Linked DNA regions of Homo sapiens: region 1 is linked to region 2. A link is a contact called in ENCODE Hi-C or POLR2A ChIA-PET data. All regions are on one chromosome and are shown on one strand. The core of a region is the stretch at or near the end of the contact, and the rest is flanking DNA. Distances in the headings are between cores, read along the strand shown.

Region 1 (6,936 bases), core at 637-3,136, 440 kb before region 2:
TACCATCTGCTGCATATGGCCTCTGTGCCGTGTGCTTCACCTGGGAGATACTGCCTACTGGCTTCTCGTGTGGGGGATACATACGGGCTCCGTGCCGTGTGCTTCACCTGGGAGATACTGCCTGCTGGTTTCTCGTGTGGGGGATACATACGGGCTCTGTGCCGTGTGCTTCACCTGGGCGATACTGCCTGCTGGTTCCTCGTGTGGGGGATACCTTTGGCTGCCCGCCTGACCCATCCACTCCTCTCTTCTTTTCTGTGAAGGGAATCCTGACCAACCTCTCCCCCGTGAAACTCAAGTGACACATGGGAAATGGACTCCAACCCATCTCCAGAGCGAGGTGCTGATGGATCTAAATGAATCATAGTGAGCACGTTCTCCCTGCCAGAGATGAGCTGGGGAATGCAGACACAAGCTTATGGCCTTCCTTACCAACTGTGTTAGCCTAGGGACAGGCACACGAGTATGAACCGAGTTGACCAATCGGCCTGAAGGACAGGACCCCTGATCCATGCTTTCTCTCACTCTCTCCATCTGGATGTAAACAGAGGAGTACATTCCCCCATTGCTGTTGGTAGTCATCTGGGTACCATGGGGGAAGCCATTCTGAGAACACAGCTGACACATGGAGACAGGTTAGGTAAGGAATCATCGAGCAGCAGAGCCAGAGCCCTAATCATCTACACCTGGAGCCTGCCCTGCCTCGGAACTTCTTGATATGCGAGATGATAAATACACAGATTATTTAAGCCAGTTTGAGTCAAATGTTACTTGCAGCCAAAAGCATCCAACTGTTGTATCTGGAGTAAAATCCTTCTCCCTCCATCCCTCTCTCTGTCCCTCCCTCTCTTCATTCCTTTCTTCTATCTCCCTCCCTCCTTCCCTCCCTTCCCAGTCTAGCTCTTCTGCTTTTCCAGCTGTGTGACCTTGGGCAAATCCTTTAACCTCCTGGTTTTCAGTGCCCTCATACTGAATGAAGGAGCTGGACTAGAGTAACCTGTAAGATCCCTCCAAACTCTAACATTTATAATAAAAAGATTATATCATATAATAATACTTCTATGAAAAAGACAAGTATCATTATTAAGTAGGTAAACCACTGAGATTACTTCAAACTAGTTCAAGCTGAAAGCAGAGAGTTGCCAAGGCAGAAAAACGAAAAACAAACAAACAAAGAAAAAGATGGCTTGAGAAGATGTGAAGTAACCTCCCATAAACAGCAGGCTTCAAGTCAATGAACACAGAAAATCAAGGAGGTGAAAACCATGTACCCCTGAGAATGAATGAGGTGAAAATAAATTGACCACAAAATCGTATGTTCCCTTTTATACTCAGCCAAATACAGTCACTCTGTTGTGCCTCCTGGCTCTGTCTACCCAAAGAAGATAAGGAGAAAGGGCCCCGAAGCCTTATTCATGAGAAAAGGACAGCAGTAAACACTGGAATGATTGGAGAAAGGAGTGTTATAGGGGTCAAGAGCCTCTGAGAGTCCATCTCCAAGCCATTTTTTTTCCCTTCTGCATTCACATGGATGTTCTGCTCATTCTGAGTCTCTGGTATTGCATGCCACAATGACGAAAGACTGTTTCAGCTCAGAATAGGTTTGCCCCAATAAATAACTGTTTGGGGAGGCTGCTGCCCTTACCTATCTACTGCTTTCAGTAGTAGGGATACGGTCAATAAATCATGAGTACAAGTAACTGGGGAATAAGAACAGGGAAACATTATCCTTAAGAACCCAGGGACAAGCAAGGCATTCTATGTCCCAGGTAGCAATGGCAGTGAGGGTCTGGGAACAGCGCCTTTGGGATCCAAATAAGGAAGGAAAGAGAATGCTTAGTCATGCAGGAAGGAAGAAGAATGCTTAGTCATGCTATCTGGGCTCCTCTAAAGAGGCCCTCCATCATGCAGCATGATTCTGGCATAAAAAGAAGTTCTACAAATAGTTATTGAATTGATGACTAAATTGGGTAAAAATACATCTAAGTGAGTGGAGATACTTTATAGCAACCAGGTAGAGGGGAAATTGAACAAAGGCAGGAGCAGTTGGGGATTGTGTGTGAAAATAATAATGGAGGGGGTCCAGTGCAGCAGCAAAATAGTTATACTAGTGTTTCTCAACCTGGTTGCCCTTAGAATCACCTGAGGAGATTGAAAAATAATAGCCATGATACTTGAACCCCAGCCCAAGAAATTTTTATTCAGCTGGTCTGCTGTGGGGCTCAAGTTCAGGACCTCTGGAGGAGGTAAAAACATGGTTCAAATCAGCTCTTAAAATTGACTTTTCAAGTACAGAGTTTTGACAAGCAGCTGCTAGGGTGTTCAGTGTGATATGAGCATGTTTCTGCTTTTGTCTCTGCCCGCCACTGAAGACCTCCCCTCCACAACCTCATGGCATCCTCTTTATTTACAGGTTAAACATCCTGGAACAGGGTGGAAGTGGTGGCTCACCCTGTAATCCCAGCACTTTGGGAGGCTGAGGTGGGAGGATCGCTTGAGCCCAGGAGTTTAAAACCAGCTTGGGCAACATAGTGAGACTCTGTCTCTACAAAAAAAAAAAAAATTTAATTAGCTGGGTATGGTGGTGGGCATGTATAGTCCCAGCTACTCAGGAGGCTGAGACAGGAGCATCACTTAAGCCCAGGAGTTTGAAGTTACATTGAGTCGTGATTGCACCACTGCACTCCAGCACCTGCCGTACAGAGACCCTGTCTAAACTAATAATAATAATAATAATTCTGGAACAAATCAATGGCTTTCTTATGCCTTCCTTATCTGCGATTCATCAACAGCAATGTCATCCTTCACACTCTGACATGTCCCAGGGAAATTTCTGAACTCCAAAAATGATGATTAAAAAGAAAAAACAAAACTTTTCAGGAAATTGAGTCATGAGCACTTGTCAAAATTTCCTTTCAAATTTGATTCAAAAGAAGAGTCCAGAAACAGACCAATTGAGAGGATTTCTCTCTTGGTAGACACACTTGTAGGGGCAAAGAGAGGTTTTTGGAAAAGAAGACCTGGTTCAAGATCATTAAATTCTTGGCTGACAGTCAATTGAGCGGGTAGAATGCTAATTTCTCAAAGGTAGGCTCTCTAAGCTCATTAAAGTCTATTTTAAAATTGCTTAAGCATTTTATCAGAAATTTTAGTATCTTCCCAGAAGGAAATGGAGACATACATCATGAGAAAAGTTTTCCCCAGACCAGGTCTGGGACAATTTTTCCTCTAGAGTAAATATCTTGCAGCTCTCAGACAAGAGGGCATTCCCCTTTTAAAGCAAAGGAAATCATTTGGCACTATCCTCTACTCAACCCTAACACCCATAAGCCATGTCTTCAGACTTTGTAGGAAAAAAGATTGTCTGATCCAAGATTTCTATACCTGACAACAAATTTTTCATATGTGAGGGCAAACTAAAAATATTTTTGTTCTGCAGGGATTCTAAATGTATTCCACTTTATTCTCTTTCTGTAAAACTCACTCAAGGAAGTACTCTAACAAAACAAAAATTAAATTGAAACAAAATTCCTAGAAAGAGGGAAGCAACCTGTAAAATAATTACAATGAAAAATTAAGTAAAATTTAGAGTTAAATAGGTGATGAAATATTTTTGTAAAATATAAAATAAGACTCCTTAAAATAGAAACTGTTGTAAACAAACAACAGTAAAAAACAGCACCATCACCTCCAGTCTCTTCTGTGACATCTGTTCCCTGTCATGTGGCACGAGAGAGTATATACTTGAGAGGCCCATGAGTCTCCTGCCTGGTAGACTGAATTCTTTTTCACTAACTGATCTTGGCTTTTAGCAAAATGCCTCTTCCCTCAAGCAGCACCAAAGGTTGAGATGTTCTAAGCTCACTCCTAAGCATGGCGGTCCTTAGGAATAACCCTGAAAAGACTATGAATAAAGCCAGAGATTATAGGAAGGGTATAAATACAAAAATGCCCCCCTAATCTCAACGCAGAGAGCAATTTTCAACTCCTCCAAAATAGCTTCTACAAAGAGGCCAGAAAAGCAATGCCTAGTACATAGTAGGCAATCCATACATGTTTTTTGAAAGGAATCAATAGAGTTTACCTGGCTGACTTACATTTCCACTGCAGTGACGTAAAAGAATATATTGGTAAGTAGCATACAACCACAGTAAGTAATTGTAACGCTATCTTGTTATGTAATTTCTTAGAAGTCAAATCATAAGATTTGAGGGCAGTAACTTTATTCCTGACTACATGTCTACATGTTTGTGGGCTCCAGAAAGCTGTCATGAAGCCTGCAGACACTCAATGAGCCAAAGGAAGAACGCTTCCCCAGATATTGTGCTGTGGAGGGTCAGGCGTGGCGTTTGATTCATGAGATTGTATTTTCAAATACATTCATTCAGCGGAACAAAGTACAGGTAGCCCCTTGTATCTGTGGGTTGCACATCCATGAATTCAACCAATTACAGATCAAAAATATTCGGGAAAAAATGCGTACTGAACAGGTACAGACGTTTCTGTCATGTCATTACTCTCTAAACAACACAGTATAACATCTATTTATATAGCATTTACATTATATTAGATGTTATAAGTAACTAGAGATGATTTAAAGTATACAGGAGGATGTGAATAGGTTATATGCAAATACCACTCTATTTTACATAAAGGAATTGAACATGCATAAATTTTGGTATTTGCAGGAAGTCCTGGAACCAATCCCCCACAGATACTGAGGGATGACTGTAGTGTGTGTTGTTCAAACACAGTTTACTTAAACACTTATTGAGCCTTTAGGCAGTGCAAGCATAGTGTTGAGTACTTGGTCTCTACATTTTCTGAATTATTGTTATGCCTTCTCATGTGACCATCATGAAATCCTAGGAAGGAAGCATGGATTATTATCACCATTTTACAGAAGAGAGAACTGAGATCCTGTGGGGTCAACTCTCTGGTCCAGAGTTAAACTCTGTAGCACCAGGATTGAAAGGTGGATCTTTCGACATATAGTCCAAGGACCAGAAGGAAAAAACAAAGAATGCAAGATGCAGCTACCCAATGACCTAGAAGAGATGTCCATGAGCACATAAGGTATGTGGACCCACCGCAAAGCCCCAGCCACTCACCATGCAGCCCTCCCAGCATCTGATTCTACTTAGTTCACATATACTATGTGCGAGGTACAATGCCAAGGAGTTTCATGCACATTTTTTCATTTAAACCAATAATCTCTGTGAACCTACGTGGCTATCCTTTCTCTCCCTTGAATGTCTCAAGCTTTTTCCCATCTTTAGACATTTGTTCTCACGTTTCCTTTTGTGCAATGCTCTTCCTCTGGGTCTCAACACTCCCCAGAAAGGCCTCCCTTGAATACCTCATTTCAAAGTTCTCAAATATTTTGACTATTTCTCAGGACTCTTTTTCTATCAAAAAGACAGAGGGATTTTGTTTATATGAGTTATATCCCATCAATATTTCCTTAATAAGAATTAAAACAGAAATTTTAAAAATTTTGTTAATCCACTTAAAATAACAACTTTATTACATGACAACATAAATCACATATTTTTCTGAGAAATGAGTAGATTTGTCCAGAGCAGTTAGTGAGAAGAGTAGCATTGGTTTACAGTTTTGCAACTTTCTTTAATGTCTAGCCTAATAGAAAACAACTCAATTCTCATCAGTATCTCTCTCATCATTCAGTCTGCTGGGATGTATTCTTTTGGTTGAAGTAATATGAAGAAAATTTGATCTTGCGCAGTTATATAATTGGAAAAAGGAGGAGTATGTTAATAGCTTTTTCAGATAGTTGTGTATATTTTTCTTTGATATTATACCAACATTTGATATGTGGGAGTTTCTAAAAGCTTAGTGGCAATGTGGAATCTGAAATTGTATGAATGAACGTTTCTACTCTATTACACTAAAATCCACTGGCACACATGCACTTAGAATGGATCTTTTTCCCATTTATGATTTTGTAACATTGTGTACTGATCATTTGAAAAATAGAAGTTGACTGAGCTATGGAGATCTCTCAAATGTTGACACATTGTATTACACAAAGTTTAAAAAATCATGTTCATTAATATCAACATTGATCTCATCAGAAAAGTATTTAAGCACTGAGATTCTGTCAAGTTCAAGGTGGAAGATATAAGATTTCTAAAATTCCAATCTTCACTTGTAAGTTCAAACTTCATTACTGGCAACAAATACTTTCAGTTTTTTTTTTTTTTTTTTTTTTTTTTTTTGAGAAAATGTCTACCAGTTATCCAAGTCAGAATAACAATAATTTTTCTGTCAATCATCTTTTAAGTAAAAGTGGTATTCCATGATATAAGCAGCTAGTTTAGCTAGCAACTCAAACAACTGCACAAATGCTTTTCCTCAAGATAACTATAGTATTCTGGTATGTAGCAGAAATACTACATGCATACTTCCCATTTTCCTCCAGAATGTTTTTTAAATGTGTATTCAAGGGTTGAGATTTAATAAAATTTAAACACTTCAGTATTTCATCAAGAAAACTCATAAATGAAAGTGGCATATTATTTGTTTGTTTTTAAGAACGTATGGTGGTAAAAGGTACAATCACTACTAGTACAGTTTGGTGGTATTGCTTCACTCTTGCTGAGGTGCAAGCAGTTTTACCCATTATGACTTTTATTTCATCAGTGCAAATGTAAATACAATGAAAAAAGGAGGCCAGGCATGGTGGCTTATGCCTGTAATCACAGCATTTTGGGAGGCTGAGGCAGGAGGATTGCTTGAGCCCAGCAATTTGAGACCAGCACTAGCAACACAGTAAGACTCTGTCTCTACAAAAAATTAATAAATAAATTTGCTGGGCATGGTGGCATGCACTTGCAGTCCCAGCTACTCAGGAGGCTGAGATGAGAGAACTGCTTGAGCCTAGGAGGTCGAGGCTGCAGTGAGCCATGATCGTGC
Region 2 (7,360 bases), core at 3,324-5,823:
GACAGCCTTTATGTCTAGCACATTTGATGAAATAAAAAACTTCTGAATCTGAATAGAAGTTCTACTGTTTCAGGCTTGAACCTTTTACATGCTCAAGAGATTCAAATGGTCTCTGTGTGTAGATCATGCCACCGCCTCCAAAGCCTAATCCACATCACTTCTGAGAGGCAAGGCTGAGCATATGGTGACATCAGCTCTGTGTTGAGATGGTGATGAGGATGATGGCTCGCTGGCCAGGCAGGGCAGCCGAAGGTCAGGGACCTGTCCTAACTAACTGCAGCCTTGCCTTTAGTGTTTGTCATTCTCAGATACAACACGGTATGTCCAGTGTCCGTTTTTATTACTTTAAAGCATTTGAGGGCTTAATTGTGTATAGTAGAAATACTATTTTAGACAAATAATTATCTGTGTACAGATATTTGATATACTCTAAGTAAATTTTCTAATTTCACTAAGTACGTTTTTAGGCTCCTCTCAAATACTGCGTATTGAAGAAAAAAATCTGACACCACCGAGCCAAAGATGCTTTTTTGTCTGTTTTCGTTGTTTAACAGAATGGAAAGAGTAATGCATAGTGCTTCCTGGTGTCTCCTGATTGATTGATTGTGCACAAAGTAGGACGATAAATAAATAAAATGGAGTCTGATGGGACATTGATTAAAGGTGAAGGATGATTGATATATAGATCATGAAAAGAAAAATGAATGGCAGGAAAAAAAGTTTGGTCCTTAATATACTTTGGCCTAGTTAAAATATGTGCCTTTTTGGTGTGTTTTGTTCATCACTACAAGATAAAAAGGAAACATTACAACTCAAGTCTTTAAAAAGTTCATTTATTGAAAATCATATGTATAACCTAGCATACGAATGAGCAGATTTAAACACATAACTTCAAGCCATTTCTGAAAACATACACCAGGAGCTCTGCTCAGCTAGAGTCAGACTCCAGCTCCAGCCCGACTGCGTGCGGGGACAGCGCCCGCGTTGATGAGGACCAGCCCCACTGCAGGCTGAGGCGGTGTCACCCTGGGAAGGTCGTGGTGCGTTGTGGCATATTAAGTCTAAACCAGATGAATGTAAATATCTCTTTGTAAATCATTTATTTCACTCTGTTCCATCCAGGTCAGCAATCAGATTGTGGCATGCTGGGTAACTGGAAAAAATAATAAAAAGTAAGTTTCAATAGCTCATGTTCTTCAATGTTATTTGTCTTCTCATTTGCTGGTTTAGTCACCTTTTATGATGAAAACTGTTGTTGGAGAAAAAAACCTGTTGCTAAAAATGTGGAAATTATATGAAAAGTTTGTGCCTCATCTTGTCCACATCAAAGCCCTTCACATATGAAATAAGGTTAACTGGTTTAATGGGTTAAATTTGAAGACAACCTAGACAAAAGACACGCCTGCCTCTTAAATAAGGACAGTCTGGTGTTAGGACATGGCCAGAGAGCCATCTCTTCTGTCCGGGAAAGGACACATTGATTTGTGCCATAATCTGTTTACTGAAAATTTATCTGACCTTAACGGCAGGTAATTCTAGAACAAAAACAGGGTGTAGGCCAAGTGCCCCTAAGAAATTCCTCGTGAAACAATACAAGCTGAAACACCTCCAAATTTGTAACTGCAAGCAATTTATTGTAACCTATGAAAAAGTACTTTCACATGGAAACCTCACATGTGTTGGAAGAGGGGATTGGGTGTACTGAGGTCTCTTAGTTTTACGCAGATACAAATGTTCCAAAGTAGCTTCATGCAGATCAGGTTGGGGGAGAATCACAAGTTCAGAAAGTATTGAATACTGTTCCTGGCCTCTGCTGCCATGGCTGCCCAAATTAGTTTAAACCACATCAGGAACTAGAGTCAGAAGCCACTGGAAATGTTTCCACTCCACAAAGCATGTCTGGAGTTTCTACTGTGCACTGTGTGGGAAGGTGACTGGGCCACAGTCCTCGCCCTCTAGATTGTGAAGTCCAGAGAAAAGCCAGGATGGTATTTTCCAAATCCCGGTTTCTACGTCAGATAAATTGGGACGCACTGCAGGGCCAGGGGCCCAATCTGGTCCCTCTTTCTTTAGTTAGGAACCATCTTCCAAAAAGAGAAGTGGGCCTGCCCCTCTCCAGTGAGGATTTTCCAAGCTGGACTCCAAGGGAGGACTCTATCAACCTAATTTAAGCCATCATTAACATGGGGATTTCCAAGACAGGGCAATGAGTGAAACTGAATCCGCATTCAAGAGAAATATATGAACATCAGCCTGTTGCCTTTTATGAAAAATGAGAAAAAGTAATGTTTACATTTCAAGTAGATTTCCCAGTGTGTGAGAGACCCTGAGGACAACTTTTTCTTGAACAGGTCTGTGAGTAGTGGGGTGGTCTCAGCAGGGTAGTTAGAGTAGGTGGGGGGCCTGGCCTCAGGCTGAATGCAGGTGGGGCTCCGGCAGGAGGCCTCACTCCTCCTCGTAAACCTGCCATCCCATGCACACAGCCCTCCCAGGCCCGTGGAGCCAGGTGGACAATTTCCTGGGCCCACGGGATGCTTTGTTCTCCAGGCCCTGTCTGAGTGGCCCATGAGGAGTCCACCCCATGCACTATGCCCTAGAGCCCTGCCATTGCAGAGGGGACTCCCTTCTGTCCTCAGTGGGATACTGACAGCACGGAGACTGCCACCAACACGATCTGATTGTCAAACGCAGGGTTTGCACCAAGCTGACGTGCCCTCCAGGCCAGGTGATCGAACTGACCCAGCACAGTCCTGCTAAATGACTGGTTTGAATGGCCCTCCACCCCTGCTCCATGGATTGGCCACATAAGGCAGGTGGCCTGGTGGCCTCGCTCTTGACACAGTGGCTTCCTAACTTTAGAAATGCTAGGATGACTGAATACAAAAGGGATAAGCATAAATCCCAACAGATAACACTTCAAAAGAAAAACAACCCAACAGTGGCTCACACCTGTAATCCCAGTGCTTTGGGAGGCTGGGGCAATAGGATCGCTTGAGTCCAGGAGTTCGAGACCAGCCTGGGCAACATAGTGAGACCTCATCTCTACAAAAAAAATTGTAAAAATTAGCCATGTGTGGTGGCGCACCCCTGTAGTCCCAGCGACTCAAAAGGCTGATGTAGGAGAATTGCTGTAGCCCAGAATTCAAGGCTGCAGTGATGAATTTTGGGTAGAGAACACACCCACGTACACACAATACAGAATAGGCGTAAAGACCTGAAGTAAAAGTAAAATGTGTTGCGGAATTTTTTGATAAGCTCCAGGAAACAGGCATTTCTCATGATGAGTCTACATAATGCCTGTGGGCTCCCAGGCCACCTAGCAATTTATCACTATCGGAGCTGTTCCAGAAACGGGTGACCTCCTGATTCCGTGGGCCTGCATGGGGGTGACACAGATGTACGGGCCTCACCAGGAACCAATCAAAAGTCAGCCTGATTCCTTCCTGCGGCAGATCAGCCATGGCCATCTCTATGGGCTTTGTATTTCCTGCGGTTCAGGTGAGAAGCCCCATATCCATCCCCACTTTCACACTGTTGAACTTACCGTTCACTGCTCAACGCCCCCCCCCCCACCCGTGCCTACAGCCGTGCCTGACCCATGGTGAGCGTTCAGTCAGCACTGGAGGGCTGGATAATTTGTCCTAGGAGGTCACCGTTTTGTCGCCTCCATTTGCTGACTCTTTGGTAACACACATTTCTCTGACCGAGACAGAAGCCTTAGTTACTGCCCACATCTGGCTTGTCTGCCATTAGGGATATCCACGATGCTTATTTCCAGGAAGTCCTGTCATCAACACCACAGTGATCATGGTCTCGTCCAGGAGAGTAGAGCGTGCGTATGCCAGTGGGACATGAGCCCTCAGCCAGTGTCTCCCGTCCTTCTGCCCTTCCATTTGTCATCATGGCCCTTGCTGTGGCCCTCCTGTGGCTGTCCTGCAGCTCAGAGGGGGGCGACAGGGCGCCCTGGCCACTGCTCCCCTGCCGTGCTGTCCACAGGTGGTGGAAACGTGCCCCCATCTGCAGGCACACAGCTGCTAACCCATTTTCTTTGTTCTCATTTTAAATCCTATCGGAGTCATCTCTCCACAAACCCTGCCTCATTTATTTCTAAAGTTTGTTAAGTTCTGAGTGTAAGAAATCAGTTGCTCTGGGTGACCTGAACTGTTCCCCAGGCAACCACACTGTGGGGTCCAGCCAGCCTTTGCTGCTGCTTTGTTCCCAAACCAGCCAGAAGTGGCAGCCCGGGGAGATGGTGGCACCCCTCGCCCCTGCTCACAGGAGACCTGCCCGGGCTTCGCACTTCACTGTCTCCGTGGGTGGCTCTAGCCAACCCTTCTGAAGGTAACAACCCCTTCCCCCCCTGCTGTCCGCTCTGCTCACTGGCACGCTGTCTCTGTTTGGCCAAGTCAAAACGTGGTCCTGTTCCTTGTGTGTCTGGCAATAAAGCATCCATTTGTAACTGGAGAGGGCAGGCCCCTCCCCCTACCTCCATCTGGGGCATTTCAAAGCTGGCCCTGAGTTGACAGAGCTCCAGGGCAGCCCCTGCCTCGCTTGGTGGCTCGCCTCCCGCCTCCGCCTCGTGTTCTGGGCACCGGGGCCAGGGCTCGGCAGCTGTTCCAGCCAGGCCCGGCTCCGCCCGCACCCGCTCGGGTACCTGCCCCCATCCACACATCCTGTGGCCTGAGAAGAAGTTCATTTCCCTGCCCAGCCACTTCCCAATTCCATTCACTTCATTTCTCTGGGCCTTATTTTTCTATCTGTACAAAATGGTTATTTATCTCAAATGGCCCTTTCAAGCCCACAATGATCTCAGCACTAATCCTGTTGGTTTCATAATCATCTGTGCTGGGCTCTGGGTAATATGAGGCACTTCCTTTTAAAGGGAAGCTGGTTCTTTCTTTTTCTCTGCCAGAAATCAAGTGACATGAAAGCTAACACATGTCTCTGAAGCAACGCAGAGCTGAGATTCGAATCCAGGCAGTTTGACCTCAAAGTCCAGACTCTCCCATGCGAGGCTCTCCTGCTTGCTCTGGCAGATGAGGGGCAGCCAGTTTGATATCTACGGAATTAAGCTGCCAAATTGGGAAGGCAACCTGGATGAAATAAGCCACGTGAGCTCTGGCTCGCCACCAACGCACTGAGGAGAGAGGTGCCCTCAGCATGCTGGGCAGAACGTCGGGGAAACGCGGCCTTCGAGCAGGACCGCCCACCTGTCAGAAGGGAGCACTCCTCTACAGAGCCGAGGGGCAGTCAGCCACCCTCAGGCCCCTGCGGCCCTGCTGTCCCCAGCACAGCGACTGAAGTTCTCACTGAGGGGCCTCGTCCCCTCCGGGTCAGGCCTTTCCAGGAACCTGGCTCTGCCAGCTGCAAAGCAGGCGGGGGCTCACGGTTAAGGCCATCGCAGGGCAGCGGCCATTCTTCCCTCCTGGCTGCCCGGCTGGGCCCCTGATAACAGCCTCCACACCGCAGTCAGAGTTCAAAGCCCTCCTTCCCTTCCACCGCAGGGCTTGGCTTTGCTGCTTCTGGGCTCCGAGAAAGGAACAGGGCCGCAGAAACCAGAGGAATGGAAAGGTATCCACAGAGAAGGCCGCCTTGCAGACATGAAGTGGGACGTTCCGTAAGACAGCATCTCGAGCTGGACTTGGCGGGGAGAGGGAGGCGGCCCCGCACAGGCCAGGGAGGCCCCAGCACACATGAGGCCGGGGTGGAGGCCCTGGCTCTGCGGTGCCACCTGTCCTCCCCAGGGCGCACCCAAGCCCAAGGGTTCCTTCCCAACCGTGGGGTCTGAGTTTGTCATCTTCCAGCTTTCTCAAGTCCCCTGAGTCATGAGAACTTCCTCTACACACAGGCAGGTCTGTGTTTTATATGAACCATGTTTCCATGGTAAATAGATTTTAAGAATTCCCAAAGGACAGACAGTGTCACCAACAGCAGAGAGTGGAGCCTCTGGCTGCCTCATGTTTGAAAGTGTTAAAAATAAAGACAACACTGACATTTGGGGTTGTAATGTGACGGAATTACAGTCTTTTAAAGGCAAGAACCACTTATCTACACTACATGCAATATTCAGTGTTTTGTTCACTTGTCTAATTGGATTAAAATATTTAGCTCCCTTTAAAATCTTGATTGTGAATTTATATTGTGAAATGTAATGTCTGACTCAGGAAGCAATAAGTAGAGTGAATGTATCTGAAGGAATATAAAATTCAATTGACTTTTCTCCCATGATTCTTATTCTGAAAGTACTCACTCTTGGACAAAGTGAACTGTTAACGGAAGAGCAAGTCTGGCTAAAATGAAGCCCTATGCGCTTTTCAATATTAATTATACACGGGGCGCTCAGTCAAAAAACAAAAAGTTTAACTGTCTGCTGTTGGAGGTGTTTGGGGAAGTTTCTCCGAAGGTCGCGAGATGCTTATGTTAGACATGCAGCACCCAGGGTCTTGTGTCATTTTTTAAAAACACTCAGGCAGCAGGGAGTTAATGACATTTTAGCTGCATATGTTCAAGTTTATTTAAAAAAATATGCAAGTCACTTTGGTTGACAGTGTCTTGTACACAGTTTTGAAAGAATCAGGGCAAACTTTAACAGAGTCAGTTTTTATTTGAAAAATATTTTCTGGGAATGTATCAGTGTTTATTTTTGAGACTGACAATTCGGGTGAAAATCAGGATAAAAACAAAAAAACAACAATTTGGTTGAAATCAAATTGTTTGTTTTCATCTATTTAGAATTCTTTCCAAAAAATCTTGGTTCAGGAGGAGGCTTTTTAATTTATTTTATTCAATGTATTTGCTGTTCTATTCAAGCGCCATCTGTCTTACAGGTAGCTAACTTTGTGGTAGCTCCTAAGTCAGCTGGGCGAGGCCCCCAGGGCTCCTGGAAGGACCACAGTAAATTAGGTGACACCTCCAAGGCCTAACATGGGCAGCCTGCAGCAGCTCCGCCTTGCAGCCAGGCCTCCCTCGGCAGGGAGTCTTGCTCCCTGAGAGCTGTCACTTTTCTAGAACCTCCCTTCTCCCTTTGCTTCCAGTTGCAATGGGCCTTTCCTCCCTTCATCATCTTCTGTGTCTCTGTGTCCCCTGCTTGTTTTCGGCTCTCTTCTATGAGTCCTTTGGTATAATGAGATAATGTCGATGATCTTGAATATAATCACATATGGCTGCTGGATCCATGCACAAGTTTAAATCAAATTAGAAAGTAAATTCACTGCCAAGAATGCTTAAAAGTCATAGGGCCAACTGATTAACCACTGACAAGTCAGTTTCCGACTCTGTTTTCTAAACTGTAAGTGATTCATATGAGGGGACTAAAAGGGAATCACTCCCCAGATTGAACACTGCAGACAGAACCAAGCAG

The links. A loop is a pair of places that touch in the nucleus more often than their neighbours do. ChIA-PET counts read pairs that join two places held with the same protein, here RNA polymerase II (POLR2A). Pooled maps may share reads with other maps.
Region 1: a pooled map shows a loop between it and region 2 (2.1-fold over the local background). The contact joins two enhancer-like sites. A Hi-C loop is called at or near these places in 1 of 168 maps with a recorded cell type or tissue (endothelial cell of umbilical vein) and 5 of 50 pooled maps. POLR2A ChIA-PET finds 5 or more read pairs at or near these places in 1 of 52 experiments (AG04450).

The regions. Positions count from the first base shown.
Region 1 is chr1:243,934,346-243,941,281 of GRCh38, reverse strand. All of the region lies in intron 1 of LINC02774 (long intergenic non-protein coding RNA 2774), which reads right to left. Among named protein-coding and RNA genes, the nearest start is that of LINC02774, 20 kb to the right of the region's middle. RefSeq lists an enhancer at 1,741-2,035. Within about 2 kb of position 1,886, at least 2 of the 41 ENCODE cell types and tissues checked have a DNase peak (open chromatin) inside an H3K27ac peak, as active enhancers do.
Region 2 is chr1:243,493,549-243,500,908 of GRCh38, reverse strand. SDCCAG8 (SHH signaling and ciliogenesis regulator SDCCAG8) reads right to left here. Exons shown (of 18, transcript NM_006642.5): 18 at 818-1,153. The coding sequence ends at 1,124. AKT3 (AKT serine/threonine kinase 3) reads left to right here. Exons shown (of 14, transcript NM_005465.7): 14 at 1-1,185. Among named protein-coding and RNA genes, the nearest start is that of MIR4677, 150 kb to the right of the region's middle. RefSeq lists an enhancer at 4,105-4,756. Within about 2 kb of position 4,573, at least 15 of the 41 ENCODE cell types and tissues checked have a DNase peak (open chromatin) inside an H3K27ac peak, as active enhancers do.